Regions from separate parts of the Homo sapiens genome. Here region 1 is linked to region 2. A link is an interaction called in ENCODE POLR2A ChIA-PET data of the cell type or tissue named here. Cell type or tissue: IMR-90. All regions are shown on one strand. Links, peaks and the distances in the headings refer to the core of each region. The heading gives the core; the rest is flanking DNA.

Region 1 (6,873 bases), core at 963-5,962, 160 kb after region 2:
CCTGGCAGAGACTTAGCAGAACGGAGGTTAATCGCCATCGATCCACCAAGCCTGGGAAATAGTCTCCTCCATGGTCAGCAGCCAGGTTCAGAGTGGTGGAAATCACTGGAAATGACTACCTGAGTGCTGTGGTGGTTGCCAAACACAATTCCTAGGTCAGAACCATGGAAAGGGCTGGTTAAAGGAAGGCTTCCTCCCCAGTCTCTGAATCTGAGTGCACAGAGCAGAACCCAAGAAGCCACACAAAAATATGTCCTGGGTACTGTGATTGCCAGCAATGTTTTAGATTCAGAGAAGTTAAGGCCTTTGAAAGTCTTTTATTAATAACAAACAATAGAAATTGCATGACCAAGTGGAGGAATAACTGTAAAATTAGGGTATGGGATAAATAAATGGCAAATTCTCAGCAAAACCACACAGAGGGAAAAGGGGATAAACAGATGAGAAAACTGTCTTGCTCAGCACAGCACATGCAAGGTACTGGCATGTTGGGTTCTCATGGAACATGCTAAGGAGAGCAAATCACAACTAAAGACAACTCGGGATGAAAACAGAAGCACAAAACAAAAAGCAAGCGTGAGATACAAAAGCTTACATGAATCGAATGTTGGGGTTTTAGGAGAATGGTTTGGGTTTTTATTTTATTAACCCCCTTGGATCAAATTAGCTCAACACATAAATAAGCAATGTTTTTGTTCAAAAGAGGTCTAAGACACTTAACCCAACCTTACAACACTAAAAAGGATGCTTTGGAATTCTGCTGAGCAGATCCAGTGGCTGGCATCTTGAGGCTCTGATAAGGTAAATACTACAACCGCCTACTGCTGTTTTATGAATTTTACTGCTAGACTAGTGATGCATTTAATGCACAAATGCCAGCAATTCCAGGCCAGGATACAAAAATTTACTGTGGATGTGCTTTAAGTTAATGTTGATTCCAACAGTTTACATTCCATCAGCTATTCCAGTGCCAATTAGCACCTTAAAAATTGTGTGTAAATAATTGAAAAACATGTTAGCAATTAAAAGGAGGAAATAATTCCACATTAAAATCAGGAAGAGACTTTAGGTTAAATGCTAAAAGGCAACTGTATTCTCAAAACATCAGGTTTTCACAGCACAATGCAAAATGTTATATGCACTCTAAAACAAAAATGTAACATGTAGATCCTGTTTAAAATTCAGTAAATGCCAATTATTATTTACTGCTTTCAAAGCTAATAGGTTCTCTAATTGAATATAAGGTTTTAAACTTTGTGCATCATTAACTTATATTCCATGTTAGTAATGAAGTGTTGACAAATGCTTTCAATGTATTAAGAATGTGAAAGATTCTGAATGAGGGTAGCTTAAGATCTTTCTTTGTACCAACTTTTAATGAAGGCCTTTTTTAAACAACAGGAAAAGTTAAAATGTCTAGCACATGGTTTTAATACAAGCTTTATTCTTAAGTAATTTAAAAGGGAGGATATAGATTTCTCATAACTCAAAGACTTTAAACTCTATGGAAAATAAATCTAGCAGTTACAAATAAGTAATAGAAATACAAAGAAACTTAATACTAGTTACAATTAAGGCCAATGACAACTCAGCGGCCTTTCGTTAGGAATCGAAATCTCACAGTATTGGTGCTCATTTTTTAAAAAATTATCAAGCTTTAAAATTGGAAAAAAAATTATTAAGATGAGGAATGGATATATTTACATTAAAATCAAATCAACTTTTCACAATGAGACAAACAGCCAAAGGCATTCATTCATGAAGAAATACCTAGACATCGAATACTAAAATACTGAGATGACAGAGTCTAGCATTTCAGAATCTATTACTTAATCAAGGGTAAGCAGATATAGTCTTTTAGGTACAGAAATTCAAGGGGATGGAGGGATGAATGCACAGAACACAGAGGATTTTAGGACAGTGAAACTATATTGTCTGATACTGTAATGGGGTCATTATAAATTTGTCCAAACCCATTGAATGTACAACACCAAAAGTGAACCCTCACGTCAGTTATGGACTCTGGGTGATGATGATGTGTCCATGTAGGTTCATCAACTGTAACAAATGTTCCACTGTGGTGGGGGATGTTGTTAATGAGGAGGCTATGCAAGTTTGTGGGGGAAAGGGATATAAGGACATTTCTGTACCTTGCACTCAATTCTTCTGTAAACCTAACATTGCTCTAAAAAATAAAGTCCTTTTTTTTAAGGCCCTTTGAATGTTACCTTTAAACACATGAACTACGATCCCATTCCATCTCAACAGAATGATACAATCACTTTTTACTTGAAAATGATGGGAAGTTTTTCTTCTGTTTTGGAATTCACTTAGAATACAAAATCTTTTATACTGCCTGCATGGGAAAATGGTCTCCTAGGAAAATTTTATATCATAAATAATTGAGGAACAAAACAAAACAAAAGAAGTACAGGATCACAGAATAAGTAATACTTCAACTTTTGCTTTAAATATTAGGAAACATTAAACCAAGCTGGATCATGGGCTGTATGCTTATCTTTTACATCATTATTTAATTGACCTTATTTTTCTTACACCCTCAATATGTATTAGTCTTTTTTAATCCTATGTATCTTATAAGGTACCAGTTTATCCAAGCTCTGGTGGTACCCTCCATTCTCTGGGAAATACCATCACCCGCCCACACACCTACCTACCTAACCCCCATCCAAAGGAGTGAGCCCTGGGGAGGCAGAGGTGTCCTGGATGACTCCACCCTATCACCCACAGCCACAGCCACCTTCATTGTCATCACCCTGCACCACCTCCTTCTAGCCACCACTGATGACATCAGGGTTGGACCCTTTGATCTAAGTGGAACCAACTAGATTATCTCTCCACAGAACTTGGAGGTAGGACAGAGAGAGAGATCTCTACTTGTGGCTAGAACTATGATAAAGAAAACTTAGCAACACTAGTCAGACAAACTGTAACAAGGAAATAGAGCATTAAAGAAAGCAACTCATGGGAAAGAAGAATAAAGCAGAAGCCCTGAAGAAAGCAGAAATCAGAGACTGAATGGAGGTACTGCTGGAGTTCTCAATGTCTTTCTAGTTCTTGTTTCCCTTAACTTTCGATGCTGGTTGAGGTTATGAAGAACCCGGTAGTACCGTTACAACAACGTTTTTCTTTTCTACTAAAGCTAAATTAATCTGGCTTTTGTTAAGTGAAACATCAAGAAACTCAAATGAATATAGTGTAACATCCTGTGTGCAAGAAGAATTTAATAGACACAACTGCGCTACCACCCTTCCAATTCCTTTTCTTCTTTCTTTTTTTTTTTTTTTGAGACAGAGTCTTGCTCTGTCGCCCAGGCTAGAGTGCAGTGGCGAGATCTCCGCTCACTGCAAGCTCCGCCTCCCAGGTTCACGCCATTCTCTCGCCTCAGCCTCCAGAGTAGCTGGGAATACAGGCACCCACCACCACGCCCGGCTAATTTTTTGTATTTTTAGTGGAGACGGGGTTTCACCGTGTTAGCCAGGATGGTTTCAATCTCCTGACCTCGTGATCCGCCCGCCTCAGCCTCCCAAAGTGCTGGGACTACAAGCGTGAGTCACCATGCCCAGCCCAATTCCTTTGCTTAAAGAATTCAGATGAGCGTAGTGTTTATTATTTTTTCTGTCCATGTCTGTTCCAGTCATGAACTTCAAGAGTTACCTAACCCTCTCACATAAAACCACACAAACCGTTTCCTTTCCCCTAGTCCACTCTCCTGTATTGGGCTATGTTCTACACCCTCATTATGTATAAAGGGATACTCCTGTTCACAGATTTTGTATTGTCATACAAAACCTTTCTAGACACATAGATATACCTGATTCTACCCTACTCCCAAGCCAAGCCAGGTGAGATGTCCTGTCCTTTAAATCCTAACAGGTGGTAAAGGAAGGTATAACTGCTGGGGTTATATGTTCTTCCTCAGCCAATAGCTCAGCAATGTTCAATGGACCCAGGGGTCCACCCTGCAGAGAGGAATGTCAACCATGTAGCTGACTTTCTGCCAGATAATATTGACTCCATGATCTCTTTTTCTTTACTCTTGCCAAAGTGGGCTACTCCTCCTGTTAGAATGTGTGCTCATCTCCGAGTATGTTGGTTTTGAGGAGAAAAATAGGTTATAACCAACCAAGCGACTTGACAAGAGGGAGTGTGCTCTATTCACTTTTGTATCCTCAGTACCCAACACATCATACAGAATATGGTATATGCCTAGAAAATAGTTATCAAACAGAATAACTAGAAAATACAAAAGAGCCAGGGTCAGCAAAATCCCAGCATTTTGGGAGGCCAAGGCAGTAGGATCGCTTGAGCCCAGCAGTCTGAGACCAGCCTGGGCAACACAGAGAGAGTCCCATCCCTACTGTTTCGTTTTTTTGTTTTTTTGAGATGGAGTTCGCTCTTGTTGCTCAGGCCAGAGTGCAATGGTGCAATCTCGGCACATTGTAACCTCTGCCTCCCAGGTTGAAGCGATTCTCTTGTCTCAGCCTCCTGAGTAGCTGGGATTACAGGCGTCCGCCACCATGCCTGGCTAAGAGGGTTTCACCACGTTGCCCAGGCTGGTCTCAAACTCCTGACTTCAAGCGATCCACCTGCCTTAGCCTCCCAAAGTGCTGGGATTACAGGCATGAGCCACTGCACCCGGCCTCCCATCTCTAGTGTAAAAACATAAAATTAGCTAGGTGTGGTGGTATACATCTATAGTCCCAGCTACTTGGGAGGCTAAGGTGGGAGGACTGCTTGAGTCCAGGAGGTTGAGACTTCAATGAGCTATGATCATGCCACTGCACTCCAGCCAGCCTGGGTGACAGTGTGAGACCCTGACTCAAAAAAAAAAAAAAAAGAAAGAAAGAAAAAAGTACAAAAGGTATCACAAAACTGTTACTATTCTCGTTATGATTTTGCCAGGGCTATTTTTCAATCAAAAGATGACCACAACTTTGGTGTTGCTGGCTGTATGTGCTAAGTATGGCTCCCCACACTCCTCTACAGAATACACTGAACGTTTCTCACCATGTTCTCACTTTGCATGTGGACTGCACATCTTTTTGCTAAAAAAAAAAAGTTGAATACGTAATTATATTCCCCATTGCAGCAACCCAAATGAATCTACTACCGCTATTTCAGAGGTTTATGTATGATCTACTTATTCCAAAACCAATTTGAGTGGATGCTGTTACAAAGTTTTCAGTAGCTACAGTTCTTAATAGGACTTCTGCTTCACTGTATTAGTCATATGGGATTATAAGCAAGAATCATAAACTATCATATTGCTTTGATCTTCAGAACAATTGATAAAATACTTATCATTCTTGCTACCTCATTTCCTCAAAGTGTTAAGTCAACCATGATTGGGGAATGAGTTCTATCTCCTTTCTGACAGCCCCCTTGACTCTAATTATACTAAATCTGCAAGAGGCTGAAGCTATATTATTCCAGAGAAAGTGTGCCTCAGCTTCCATTGCCAAATATCCCCTTCCCAGAAAATGTACACATTTACCTTTACTCCAATTATTAATTACATAAATGCACACTGCCGGCCTGGTGCGGTGGCTCATGCCTCTAATCCCAGCACTTTGGGAGGCTGAGGTGGGCAGATCACTTGAGGTCAGGAATTCAAGACCAGCCTGGCCAACATGGTGAAACCCCACAGATCTCAAACCCCGTCTCCACTAAAAATACAAAAATTAGCTGGACTTCGTGGCATACGCCTGTAATGCCAGCTACTCAGGAGGCTGAGGCAGAAGAATCACTTTAACCTGGGAGGCGGAGGTTGCAGTGAGCCAAGATTGCGCCACTGCACTCCAGCCTGGGCGACAGAGTGAGACCCGGTCTTGTAAGTAAGTAAGTAAGTAAGTAAATAAATAAATGCTGCCTTCAAATCCACACATTTTTCTAGAAGAATCTTCATTAGAATTGAAAACTCATTTTTCCCCCCCACAGAATTAGCCTCTAAGGCCTTTTGCACTTTCTGGAGCCCCTATGCCAAAGCACTGTGACTTTCTCATTCACCTGGACTTCCACAAGTCTCTAACTTAGGCACCATACTCAGCCTTATATCTTAGTTAATTGCGGACGTGTCTCACAAGAGCTCAATTTGATTGAATTGATCTTATTGGCAAAGTAGTATTTTTCATTGATCCAAGATTCAAAGGCTTGTAGGCTAATTGATACAAAACTGTTGTGATTTTCTAAAACCCATGCCTTCGGTGGAATGTCTTGGCTTCTTATTTGTAACTGTTAAGTACCTAGAATTAGCCATGCATTTTTAGGCAGGGGTCATAAACAAACACTAGAGAAGTGATCAGAGATGTTTTTCATTTTTCTCCTAAAAAAAAATGAAAAAAAAAAAAAGAAAAGAAACTACAAGCCACTAGGCCTTTCACAGTATTTCCTAAAGGAGAACCTAAACACTGAGATGTGAATTCTACCTGAGTTGCATTAGCAGTCAGAAGAATAGACATGCCAACAAAAGAGAAAACAAGATTGCTACCTTTTTAACATCCCAACACATCAAGATTCTCGAAGTGAATGCCCACTCATCAATGCCACAATTTCTTCCATAAATCATTATTCCAGAGTTTAATAAATGGAGTTACTCACCCAACAAAGAGACACGCAATAAGTGATGAAAAGGATGACTCCCAGGACAGCGATATAATTTGACCTTACCTACTTGATGAGAATAGAAGCGACTGTAACAACAAAAACGCACTTCTGAGGCTTTGGCTGTTACCACTCATCAAAATGGAGAAGGGCACAATGTGTGTTAGTTAAAATGATCCCGGGAGATGAACTGAGATCGTTCACATTATATAGGGCATTTAAAATGAGTCAGTGAAGAGAGAAGCTTGA
Region 2 (6,873 bases), core at 1,010-6,009:
CAACAAGAACCGCTCAGCTCCCTGAGTACAGCCCATGGGGGGCCAGCAACTACCTACATGAGCCCAGAAAGTACTGCCACTGAAAGCATGGACACCAAAAGGAGAAAGTTTAAAGGAATGCCAAGTTAAAACTTTAAATCTTAATTTTTTTTTTAGAAAAACTTCAATGAATGAGATAAATCAGGCCAAAAAGGTAAATAAAAATGGAAAATTCCTTTAGATTACAGCAGAAATCACAGATGTCATATTGCTATATATAAAGAGACATGATTCATGTAAGTGTAAACTGCAACTTGTCTCTCTAAAACCAATGCGTATGTTATAGTTCTTTATTATAACAAATGAGTCTGCGGCTGAGAATGCACAATTGAAAACTTTCAGACAAAAGACTATTGATTCAGCAAATAAAGTTAAATTGCGTTTTTTTCAAAAGTTATTAAATTAAAATTGAGTACTCAAAAGTTCAAGAGCATATTTATTCTCAGCTAGTTTGTGAAGCTCAAATTGACTGTAATTCTTCATTAGCATATGTACCCAATTAACTAAACAAATGTGTATTGGGATTCTCAATTTTACGACATAATAGTAAATTTTCTCCCAGATTCATGATATAAGAGGAAAATGATCACTTTCTCTGATTGGGTAGACTAATCACTACCTACCTAGAATACCAAGCACCAGAATACCAAGCACCACTGGAGGGAATTTCAAGGCACATAACAAAAGATAAATTGAGTATAAAATCTCTTCTCATGATTTGATCATTCTTATTAGCTGCCACTGCCAAGGACCTTGCTAAATGATTTACATATATTTTCTTATTTAAACCATACAAAAGTCATGATTCCTATCCTTCATATGTAAGGAGTAGGGCTAAGTGAGGCTAACTTGCCCAAGGCCACACTACGTAAAAAATACTGAGCAAGGTATCCTTCCCCAGTCCTGACAATCCCCGTGCCAATAAAACGAGGACAACATAAGGTCAAGTCAGTCACTGACTGACACAGAGAGGTAATACAAAATTCCCAACTCCAAATCTGGGGAAAATAAATTGCGTTTTCAATACATAATAGAGCAAAAAATGATAAAGAATATCTTAGATGAACAAAAGGGTATAACAAACAATATAGTTTTTTTTGTGTGTGTACACATTTAGTTTTATTGTAACAAAGCAACTTGTACACTTTTAACGTTTAAAACTGAGCATCATCTTTCCTTTCCAGCGAAACAAAAAGAAAATTTAAAAATATACAGGAACAAAATTACAATAGAGAATGTCAATTCCAAATAAGATCCTACAGGTTCTGCTGACTCCCCCATTGAGTGGCAGGGCTCAAGTCATCATTAGGACAGAATTTATTTTAAAAGTGTCATCTTAAACTGCAAGGATGTCTGTCAAATATCACAATTAAACATGCCAAAGGAGAAGCCATGTTGTCAAAATGCCCACTTAACCCACCCAAACATCTCAAACCCACCCTTTGCTGACCTTCTATAACCTCATTTTTTTTTTAGTTTTTTTTTTCTTCTTTTAAACAAGAGAAAGTAGACAGATACATGTTGGTAAATGCTAACTGTCCATATTCACATAGAGACACAGTGTACTCTCTGAGCCCAATATACAGAGAAAGGAGGAAAAAAGCTAGAATTCTATGCACTACTGCACAGGGGCCTAGCGCCCTCCAGCTTCCAGCAGAGCGAAGGGAGAAGGTTTTTCTTTTTTCCCACAGAGCTCGGTGGTGTTGATTCCATACAGTTTTTGTTCAGACAGGAAGGGATAAAAATGACAAACAATATAATTATAATCATGTAAATCTTAGTTGAGGGGAGAGTGAAGCTCAGATTCTGCTGAATTAAATGGATGAGTATGGTATGTCTCAAGACCATCCAAAGATGTTTGACTACTAGTCTTGTAGACAGAGAAACATCAGTTTATATTTGAGGGGGAAATTATTCAAGACATGAATGCAGGATGTAAAAAACAAACTTTTATATTTCAGTGATTTTCTGAATATAGATTAATTACAAAATACAATCTGCATATAGATTATTTTAACCACCTTCTAATTAATCTATATTCAGGTTTAAATAGAATGCAAATAATAATACTTATGAAATACATATTTTCCAACAGGGTCACTTTTATTTCAACTCAAAAACGCAAAACATTAAAAATATTCTCCTAGTGGCCAGAAGTGATGGCTCACACCTGTAATCCCAGCACTTCGGGAGGCCGAGGTGGGTGGATCACTTGAGCTCAGGAGTTCCAGATCAGCCTAGGCAACATGGGGAGACCCCACCTTTACCAAAAATACAAAAAATTAGCCAGGCATAGTGGTGTGTGCCTGTGGTCGCAGCTACTAGGGAGGCTGAGGTGGGAGGATCACTTGAGCCTGGAGATCCTGCCACCGTACTCCAGCCTGGGTGACAGAGTGAGACCCTGTCTCAAAAAATATAAAGAAAGAAAGAAAGTAAAAAAAAGAATAAATCAATTTTAAAAATAAAAAATATTCTCTTAGAGATGTGATTTCATTTTTCAGCTTCATGATGGAATTTATGGACAATAATGTAACTAAGCAAATAAATAAAGAGGGGAAAAGTCATAAAAATAAACTTTAACACAGAAATTGAAGAAGCTTTTTCCAAAGGATGTTGACACTTCACCTGATATTCTGAATATTGTATTGAAGATAAACAGATGAAAAAAATTATTTGGGATAAAAATCAAAGTTAATCAGACAAATCAAATGATGGCAAATCTGTAAAAAGTAAGTTGAGAATAAATTAATAAATAAGATATCTGCCAACATGAGTCAGTAGCAGAAAGCCAGACCCACACCCAGAGTCCCTTCATTTCCCTCACCACCATCTTCACAGGGCCTGATTTTCTAACTGTGAAACTTTAGATTTTTCCTTAAGTCTTATGATTGACAAGTAGATGTTAAGAAGGATTGTTCTGTGAGTACATACTACTAATGAGAGTATGGTAAATGGGCTTATATGGTTTTTTTCAACTTCCCTTCTTCCTGAGAATCAAGGACATGCACTGCTGGGAATTAATATGTAGTTACAACAAAAGAGGCTTTCTTATCAAACAGTAAGTGGAAATCAAAATCCTGTACACTCTTGTCCCCCAAAGATATGAATAGAAAACAGAGGTGAAGAAGTTTTAGACATGAAAAATACTAGAATGTAAAACCATCATGGCAGCCATTTTTATTTGTTTGGTTCCCTAGGGCAAGGGCTGACAACTGCAGCCTATGAGTCAATTCAGCCAGCAATATGTTTTTGTAAATGAAGCTTTGTTTATATCTTGTCAATGGTTGCTTTCATGCTACAATGGCAGATTTTCTGGGCCATGATGCCTAAAATACTGATTATCTGACCCTTTACAGAAAGTTTGTGAATCTTTGATCTGAGATATCAAAGGCACCAAAAATGCTAACTAGTAGATACTAGATCTTAAAAAAAAAAAAAAAGTGTATATAAACACCAACATACAATTACTATTTTCACAAGGAAAAGTAATGTGAAACAAATTTAAGTGCCACAGACTTAAGAATAAAGGTAGATGTAAATAAGTGAGAAATGTCCATTATAGAAAAGATCCAGGCCAGGCAAGGTGGCTCATGCCCGTAATCCATGCACTTTGGGAGGACAAAGCTGGCAGATCACTTGAGCCCAAGAGTTTGAGACGAGACTGGGCAACATTGGGAAACCTCATGTCCACAAAAAATATAAAAAATTAGCCGGGCATGGAGGCACTTGCCTGTAGTCCCAGCTGCTTGGGAGGCTGAGGTGGAAAAATCACCTAAGCCCGGCAGGTTGAAGCTGCAGTGAGCCACTACTCTCCAGCCCGGGCAACAGAGTGAGAAGCTATCTCAAAAGGAAAAAAAAAAAAGATCCAGAGAAGAAAACTTTAGGCCAGGTACAGCCGCTCACACCTGTAATCCCAGCACTATGGGAGGCCAGGGTAGCAGGATCACTTGAGGCCAAGAGTTTGAGACCAGCCTAGGCAACAAAGCAAGACCCAGTTTCTACTTAATTAATTAATTTAAAATGTTTTAGCCATAATTGTTTTCCATAGGGGAAAAGATTTAGAGTATCTACTTTAAGTTAGATTATGAAGCCCAAGTAAGAATAGTAGTAATTTTTTTTTTTTTTTTTTTGAGACAGAGTCTTGCTCTGTCACCTGGGCTAGAGTGCAGTGGCGCGATCTCAGCTCACTGCAACCTCCACCTCCTGGGTTCAAGCAATTCTCCTGCCTCAGCCTTCTGAGTGGCTGGGATTACAGGCGCACATCACCACGCCCAGCTAATTTTTGTATTTTTAGTAGAGATGGGGCTTCACCATGTTGGCCAGGATGGACTCGATCTCTTGACTTCATGATCCGCCCGCCTCAGCCTCCCAAAGTGCTAGGATTAAGGTGTGAGCCACCGCGCCTGGCCTATGCCTCAGCCTCCAGAGTAGGTGGGACTACAGGTACCCATCACCACACCTGGCTAATGTTTGTATTTTTAGTATACATAGGGTTTCACCATGTTGGCCACGCTGGTCTCGCACTCCTGACCTCAGGTGATCTGCCCACCTTGGCCTCCCAAAGGTCTGGGATTACAGGCATGAGCCACCATGCCCGGCCTTATTTTGTTTTTGTTTAAGACAGGTTCTCACTCTGCCATGCCAAGCTGGAGTACAGTGGCATGATCATGGCTCACTGCAGCCCCACACTCCCAGATTCAAGTGATCCTCCCACCTCAGCCTCCCAAGTGGCTGGGACCATAGGTGTATGCCAGCACACTCGGCTAACTTTTGTATTTTTTGCAGAGACAAGGTTTTGCCATGTTGCCAAGACTGGACTTGAACTCCTGGCTTCAAGTGATCCTTCCACTTCAGCCTCCAAAAGTACTGGGATTACATGAATGAGCCATCATGTCCAGCCTCAAACACAAAATCTTATCATTTCATAGGTCCAGTCCCTATTTTAGCACACAATTTTATATGTTGCTTTTTATATACTTAACATTATATCATAATCATATATCTATTTCATGAGAAAGTGTCAGAAATACTTCTTAACCACCATCCAGGCCAGGATGTATCATTACCGTTTCTTTGTTAATATAGTAACACCATATCTAATATGGATAGTCATGGGTTCATTTGCTCCTGTGCTGATTACGCTTCACTAAGCAGTACCTATGGTCCTGTAGACCAATACCTACAACCAGGTTCTAGAAATATTAAAAAAGAAAAAAAAAAAAGCAAGGTTCTTCTGCCAAAGGTAATCACAATTATTTGGCATAACCTTCCTGAAAATAGTGGCATTTGTGGTTTAAATAAAGAGATTATCTTTCCTATTTGTTTTTGAGACAGAGTCTCACTCTGTCACCTAGGCTGGAGTGCAGTGGCGTGATCTTGGCTCACTGCAAACTCTATCTCCTGGGTTCAAGCAATTCTTGTGCCTCCGCCTCCCATGTAGCTGGGATTACAGGCACCTGCCACAATGCCCAGCTAATTTTTGTATTTTTCATAGAGACAGGGTTTCATCATGTTGGCCAGGCTGGTCTTGAACTCTTGACCTGAAGTGCTCCACCTGCCTAGACCTCCCAAAGTGCTAGGATTACAGGCGTGAGCCACTGCGCCCAGCCGATGGTTCTCATTTAAATCAGGAGGAAATGAAATGATATGGATGAAATAAAAATTGATTCCAAGGTAATGAAACGTTTTAGGTAAATGTTTTTCTACTAAGAAAATAATTTAAAAAAAGAAATCACCAAAGTAATGAAACCGTGAACGAATATAGATGAGGATCAGTTAACTTTATTTTTGAATAACATATACAAGGAAATAACTCAAGAAAAACATCATCGGCCGGGCGCGGTGGCTCACGCCTGTAATCCCAGCACTTTGGGAGGCCGAGGCGGGTGGATCATGAGGTCAGGAGATCGAGACCATCCTGGCTAACAAGGTGAAACCCCGTCTCTACTAAAAATACAAAAAATTAGCCGGGCGCGGTGGCGGGCGCCTGTAGTCCCAGCTACTCGGGAGGCTGAGGCAGGAGAATGGCGTGAACCCGGGAAGCGGAGCTTGCAGTGAGCCGAGATTGCGCCACTGCAGTCCGCAGTCCAACCTGGGCGACAGAGCGAGACTCCGTCTCAAAAAAAAAAAAAAAAAAAAAAAAGAAAAACATCATCATGGGGAAGATAATATTGTCTCTCTACCTATTTGTCTCTATTTCTACATATCAGCAGGTAGTCAACTAAGACAGGGGTTGGAGGACGAGCTAATTGTCATTAATGCCCCTGATTGAAAAACATTCAACCTAGTCTAAAAAATAGCTTTGAAAGTAAGCAGTGCAAGATTCTTATTTTAAAAAACTTAAGCCAGCCATGGTGGCTCACACCTGTAATCCCAGCACTTTGGGAGGCTGAGGCCGGCGGATCACTTGAGATCAAGTGTTCCAGATCAACCTGGCCAACGTGGTGAAACCCTGTCTCTGCTAAAAATTCAAAAACTAGCCAGGCATGGTAGCATATGCCTGTAGTCCCAGCTTCTAGGAAGGCTGATGCAGGAGAATTGCTTGAACCCGGGAAGCGGAGGTTGCAGTGAGCCAGGATCTCCAGCCTGTGTGACAGAGTGAGACTCCATCTCAAAAAAAACCAAAAAACAAACACAAAAAAACCAACAACAACAAAAAAAACTTCATCACACATCAGGTCACAATAAGATCTACATGGCTGTAAAAAACTCTCTAACGTTAACTTCACAAGCTTACATTACTATTTTCCTTAATGACATTTGATATTTGAGGTGGTCTGGGTTGTGTTCCTTCTCTTCAAAATATACAATTGGTATTCTGCATTATTCGTTAGA

The links. Peaks named below come from ENCODE experiments on the same cell type or tissue, not always from the same donor. Only the 100,000 strongest peaks of a DNase experiment are listed, where the experiment ranks them.
Region 1: POLR2A ChIA-PET joins it to region 2 with 15 read pairs; 2 of 35 experiments call an interaction of 5 or more read pairs at or near these places.

The regions. Positions count from the first base shown.
Region 1 is chr10:34,553,093-34,559,965 of GRCh38, forward strand. All of the region lies in intron 2 of PARD3 (par-3 family cell polarity regulator), which reads right to left. Among named protein-coding and RNA genes, the nearest start is that of PARD3, 260 kb to the right of the region's middle. In IMR-90, for the core only: no CTCF peak of the experiment used is centred there; a DNase peak (open chromatin) is centred at 3,629.
Region 2 is chr10:34,389,687-34,396,559 of GRCh38, forward strand. The region is part of intron 7 of PARD3 (par-3 family cell polarity regulator); the gene reads right to left. Among named protein-coding and RNA genes, the nearest start is that of PARD3, 420 kb to the right of the region's middle. In IMR-90, for the core only: a CTCF peak has its summit at 1,694; no DNase peak of the experiment used is centred there.